Regions from separate parts of the Homo sapiens genome. Here region 1 is linked to region 2. Evidence: chromatin loops called from intact Hi-C (ENCODE). Cell type or tissue: B cell. All regions are shown on one strand. Each heading gives the region's core, and the rest is flanking DNA. Links, peaks and the distances in the headings are about the cores only.

Region 1 (2,911 bases), core at 282-2,781, 340 kb after region 2:
TAGGCCAGGCGCGGTGGCTCACGCCTGTAATCCCAGTACTTTGGGAGGCCAAAGTGGGTGGATCACGAGGTCAGGAGATCGGGACCATCCTGGCTAACACGGTGAAACCCCATTTCTACTAAAAATACAAAAAACTTAGCCGGGCGTGGTGGCAGGCGCCTGTAGTCCCAGCTACTCGGGAGGCTGAGGCAGAATTGTTTACCTGGGAGGCAGAGCTTGCAGTGAGCCAAGATCGGGCCGCTGCACTCCAGCCTGGGCGACAGAGCGAGACTCCGTCTAAAAATAATAATAATAATAATACCTAAAATAAAATAAGTAAATAAAAATAAAATCAAGCAGATTAAGCCAGGCGTGGTGGCTCATGCCTGTAATCCCAGCACTTTGGGAGGCCAAGGTGAACGGATCACTTAAGGTCAGGAGTTCCAAACCAGCCTGGCCAACATGGTGAAACCCTTTCTCTACTAAAAATACAAAATTAGCTGGGCATGGTGGCAGTCGCCTGTAATCCCAGCTACTCGGGAGGCTGAGGCAGGAGAATCACTTGAACTCCAGAGGCGGAGGTTACAGTGAGCTGAGATTGCGCCATTGCACTCCAGCCTGGGCAAAAAGAGTGAAACTCTGTCTCGAAAATAAAATAAAAGTCAAGCAGATTGGAGTCAAAGTCCTAGCTCTGTGCTTGACTTGGTGTGTCACCTAGGTATGTTACTGGACCTTTGTGGCCCTCACTTTCCTCATGTGTAAAATTAGGGTGAAAATGCCTACTTGTGAAAGTAGCTATAAGGATAAAATTCGATAATGGATGAAAGCAGAGACTTCAGTATGGTGGGTGAGATACTTGCAGGGTCCTCTCTATCACACAACTAGATTCTGTGTAAAACAGAATTTTCAAATTATATTGCTTGGTACATAGAAGCAAAGGAAATCAGTGGGGGTGGGGAGGGGCGAAGAGAAAAGGCGGAGCTGAAAGCAGAACCCTGAGTGGCAAGCACAGAAAAGGCAGCATTTCGCAGAGGACCAGTGCTGGCAATGTCACTGAGCTAGAGAGACCAGACTATTCCTCCAAACCCCTAAAAGGAGGGGTACCTGCAGCTAAGATTCCAGAGACCCGGCTGGGCGCAGTGGCTCACGCCTGTAATCTCAACACTTTGGGAGGCCGAGGCGGGCGGATCACTAGGTCAGGAGTTTGAGACCTGGCCAACATGGTGAAATCCCGTCTCTACTAAAGATACAAAAAATTAGCCGGGCGTGGTTGCAGGCCCTGTAATCCCAGCTACTCGGGAAGCTGAGGCAGGAGAATCGCTTGAACCCAGGAGGCGGAGGTTGCAGTGAGCTGAGATCACGTCATTGCACTCCAGCCTGGGCAACAGGGAGAGACTCCGTCTAAAAAAAAAAAAAAGTTTCCGGAGACCGTAGGTTAAACTAGGATCCTAGGAGCTAAAGCAGTAAATTGCGCCACCTGGCTTTCAACAGAGGCAAATGCAAATACTGCCTAGAGGAAAATATGCACAATTTAGGCCCGTAGGTATTCCCTAGATTAATTAATATCAATAAAATATTAGATCACAATTGAAGGTGCACAGAGAAACGTAATCCATGAGTGAAGTCAGCAGAAACAAAAAATACAGATTTAGGACCCCCCACAAAAGCAACTGAGATATTGGAATTATTAAATAATTGGAAGTCACTATAAATCAAATGCTTTTTAAAAAAAGATGAAAAATTTTAAAAACCAAACAATAATAGAATATCAAAAACCAACCATGTAGCTGGGTGTGGTGGCTCACGCCGGTAATCCCGACACTTTGGGAGGCTGAGGTGGGAGGATCACTTGAGTCCAGGAGTTGGAGACCAACCTGGGGAAATGTTGAAACCCCGTCTACAAAAAAATATAAAAAATTAGCCGGACGTGGTGTCATGCGCCTGTAGTCCCAGCTACCTGGGAGGCTGAGGTGGGAGGATCACCTGAGCCTGGAAGGTCGAGGCTGCAGTGAACTGAGATCGAGCCACTGCACTCCAGCCTTGGTGACAGAGTGAGACCTTGTCTCAAATATATATATATAGATAGATAGATAGATAGATAGATATAGATATACAGATATATATATATATATAGATAGATAGATATAAAACATTCAACAGATGGCTGGGCATGGTGGCTGGAACCTGTAAACCCAGTGACTAGGGAGGCTGAGGCAGGAGGACAAGGCCTGGTGTTCGAGACCAGCCTGGGTGACAGAGCAAGACTCCGTCTCAAAAAAAATTTAAAAAAAAATCAACGAATGAATTGAATGATAGATTTGTCTGAAAACAGAACTAGTGACCAGTATGAGAGGACTGAAAGAAAAACAGAACGTGCAGTTCTGGGAGATGATGAGAAGGCTGAGAGTGAGAAGGTCTAACAGGTCTAATCAGATTCCCAGAATGAGAGGATAAAGAGAATAGAGAAGAGGCAATATTATGCCAATGGATAATCTTGAAGACTTTCTCAGAATCGATGCAAGAAATGAATCTACAGATAAAGTATCTAGCCCAGTGTCTGGTATCTGGTGGATGTTTGGAGACTGTCTGTTCCTTCCCCACTTAGTGGTGGAGGGCTTCTCTCCACCTCCTTCCAGAATCACTAGAATGTGCTTCCGTACCTCTTGATGGTTCAAGCCTTCTAGATTGCTGTAGATGCCCTTATGGGGGGTGAGGTGGAAGGGCCAGCCCTCTCCTAGGCAACCCTGGCTGGGGTGAGGGGTGTAGCTCTAGGCCAGGTCCCAGCTCTGAGTGCTGACCTGTGTGTGTATCAGAGTGAGCTCAGCGATGGCATCGCGATGCTGGTGGCAGGCAATGACCGCGTGCAAGCAGTGATCACACAGATGGAGGAGGTGTGCCAGACTATCGAGGTGAGCCTGGGCTGGAGGGAGGG
Region 2 (2,911 bases), core at 312-2,811:
TTTGCAGAAGCAAAGACAATGCCCCGCTAGCTCTTGATAACCTGAGCAGCTGATGAACTCAGCATGTGCCCAGGAGTCCCCTCAGGACTTCCGGAGAGCAGCTGGGGCACCTTCCCTCCGTAGCGCGTTACATCCAGGACAGTCAAGAATCCCAGCCAGCCTGTTAGGTGACCGACGCAGGCCCTCGCTGAGCAGCAAGCAGAACTGCTGCCCTTGCCTGGGTTCTCCAAGAGCCTGGGATCCTCCCCGGCCCTCAGACAGCCTCTTCCCCCACAGAGCAAGGCGTTTCGGGGGCTGTGAGGTGAGTTTCCTGAGAGTGAGTGAAAGGAGCGACTTTGGGGATTAACTGTCTTGGACACATCTTCCCTCCAGACGTCTACTTCCCAACCTCTCAATCTTTTTTGCCTCCCTTCCACACTCATTGTTGCGTCCCTTAAATTTATTTCATCGTTTTGTTTTTCTGGATTACCTGCCACAGCCTTTCTGTTCATCTCTCCACAGTCAGACCCGGGATCTGAACCCTGAGCTGACAGAGATGCTGAGAATCTGGCCTTCTGCTGCTCCGAAAGGATTGGGGATGTGGCAGGCCATGCCCGCTTGGGAGGTCAGTTCACCAGGAGCGACTGTCCTCAGTGCCTGTGCCCCCAGACTGAGGAAGAAGGAGATGCTAAGGGTAGCCTTTCATATCACATACAAAGAGCCTGGGAAGATGAGATGGAGGTGAGGAGGAGAGGCATTCAATCCAGAGGGAAAAGGGAAGTAATGCTTATTAAACGCCTACTGTATGCTAAGTACTTTGCTATACACGTATGTGTTACTGATTTAAGGTTGGAGTGGGGCTGAAATTCCCTGTAACTATTGGCCCATGGGATTAAAGACTGTTCTGTCTTGGAAGATAATCATGACTGATGAGCCTCTGAGGACGGAGGGTGAAGATTTTTAAAACTACCCTCAAGCATGAGCCCTAATACCCTCAGCCAACCCAGGTTATGGTGCTTCTCCTAAGGCCATGAATTCCAGCCTGGGGAAGAGCTGGGAACAGCTGGAGAGGCAGAGGATTCCAGGAACGTGAAGCCCTAGCCAGTAACCTCCTGTGGAGAGTGACTTCACCCCCAGGCGGCCAGAGCAGCAGCTGCTGAAAACCGAAAATGCCAGGAAGATCCATCTTCCCCTGCCCCTGGCCACCTCCAGGCTGGCTTCCTCTTCTGCGTGGTCTCTGTCTGGTTTGGCATTTCTCTGCTCCCCAAGTCCTGGATCTTGTGGGATGGCCCGTGGCCACTGTACTACCTGTAAAGGCCTCCAGATGGCGCTTTCAGCTCATCAGTGGTCGCTGCTTTGGCTTACGATGTGAACAGATAAAGCTGAAGGAATGGCAGGTGTGTCCAGGTTACCAGGCCCCAATCCCTGCCCCCAGAGCAGCTCAGGCTCCTCTGCCTCGAGTGCGAGTGAGTGGCCATAGCAGCCTTCTCCCGTCTGGAGCTCCCTGGAGGAAGCTGTCCCTTTCAAGACCAATCTCAGAATTTAGGATAAGGTTGCCAGATACAGCAAATACAAACACAGAATGCCGGGCCAGGCGCGGTGGCTCACGCCTGTAATCCCAGCACTTTGGGAGGCCGAGGCGGGCGGATCACAAGGTCAGGAGATGGAGACCATCCTGGCTAACACGGTGAAACCCCGTCTCTACTAAAAATACAAAAAATTAGCTGGGCGTGGTGGCGGGCGCCTGTAGTCCCAGCTACTCGGGAGACTGAGGCAGGAGAATGGCGTGAACCCGGGAGGCGGAGCTTGCAGTGAGCCGAGATCGTGCCACTGCACTCCAGCCTGGGCGACTGAGCAAGATTCCATCCCATAAAAAAAAAACAAAACAAAACAAAAAAAACAGAATGCCCAGTTAAATGTAAATTTCAGATAAAAAATAATTTTTTAGTTTATGTCCGAATAATGTCTGTGTCATACTTATGCTAAAAATTATTTTTTGTTTTTTTGAAATTCAAATTTAACTAAAGTGTCTTGTCTTTATGTGGCAATTCTAGTTTAGGTTTATTTACAGGAGTTCTCCACCTTCTGTCTAATCCATGCTTATAGAACATCTACCAGGCATGTGTGAGACATGACAACAGGAAGCAAGTGTAGCTCCTGCATTTAGAGGTGAGTTTGAAAAAAGACATGTTGACACACAAGAAAATGTAGGAAGCATGGGATAGTGGAAGAAGTCTGGATTTTGGTGTTGACTTTAAGTTCAAGCTCCACTTCTGATGTTCACTAGCTGTGTTATCTTAGGTAAGTTATTAACCTCTCTGGGCCTCTGTTGTTTATGTGTGGAAATAAGAATAATACCAACCTCTGGCTGGGCGTGGTGGCTCACACCTGTAATCCCAGCACTTTGGGAGGCCGAGGCAGGTGGATCACCTGAGGTCAGGTGTTCAAGACCAGCCTGGCCAATATGGTGAAACCTCTTCTCTACAAAAAAATACAAAAATTAGCCGGGTGTGGTGGTGGGCGCCTGTAATCCCAGCTACTCGGGAGTTTGAGGCAGGAGAATAGCTTGAACCCAGGAGGCAGAGGTTGCAGTGAGCCGAGATCGCACCACTGCACTCTAGCCTGGGCAACAGAGCAAGACTCCATCTCAAAAAATAAAAAAAGGAAGGAATAATACTAACCTCAGAAGGTGACCAAGGAGGTTATAAGAAATTGTATGTATCTCATGCCTGGCTGCCATAGGATCTGAATATATGCTAGTTTTATAAAATAACTACCAGGCCAGGCACGGTGGCTCACGCCTGTAATCCCGCACTTTGAGAGGCCAAGGAGGGCAGATCACCTGAAGCCAGGAGTTCGAGACCAGCCTGACTAACATGGTGAAACCCCGTCTCTACTATTTTTGTAAAAATACAAAAAAGCCGGGCATGGT

What was found. Peaks named below come from ENCODE experiments on the same cell type or tissue, not always from the same donor. Only the 100,000 strongest peaks of a DNase experiment are listed, where the experiment ranks them.
Region 1: it touches region 2 in a loop (21-fold over the local background); 13 of 110 quality-filtered maps call a loop at or near these places.

Annotation. Positions count from the first base shown.
Region 1 is chr2:27,302,167-27,305,077 of GRCh38, forward strand. It overlaps TRIM54 (tripartite motif containing 54), which reads left to right. Exons shown (of 9, transcript NM_187841.3): 4 at 2,793-2,888. Among named protein-coding and RNA genes, the nearest start is that of UCN, 4.8 kb to the right of the region's middle. In B cell, for the core only: CTCF peaks have their summits at 1,464 and 1,669; a DNase peak (open chromatin) is centred at 1,435; H3K4me3 peaks cover 411 bases; H3K27ac peaks cover 480 bases; H3K27me3 peaks cover 387 bases.
Region 2 is chr2:26,960,594-26,963,504 of GRCh38, forward strand. The region is part of intron 1 of LOC124905979 (a long non-coding RNA gene); the gene reads right to left. Among named protein-coding and RNA genes, the nearest start is that of MAPRE3, 8.6 kb to the right of the region's middle. In B cell, for the core only: CTCF peaks have their summits at 1,285 (motif pointing right) and 1,487; a DNase peak (open chromatin) is centred at 1,308; H3K27me3 peaks cover 299 bases.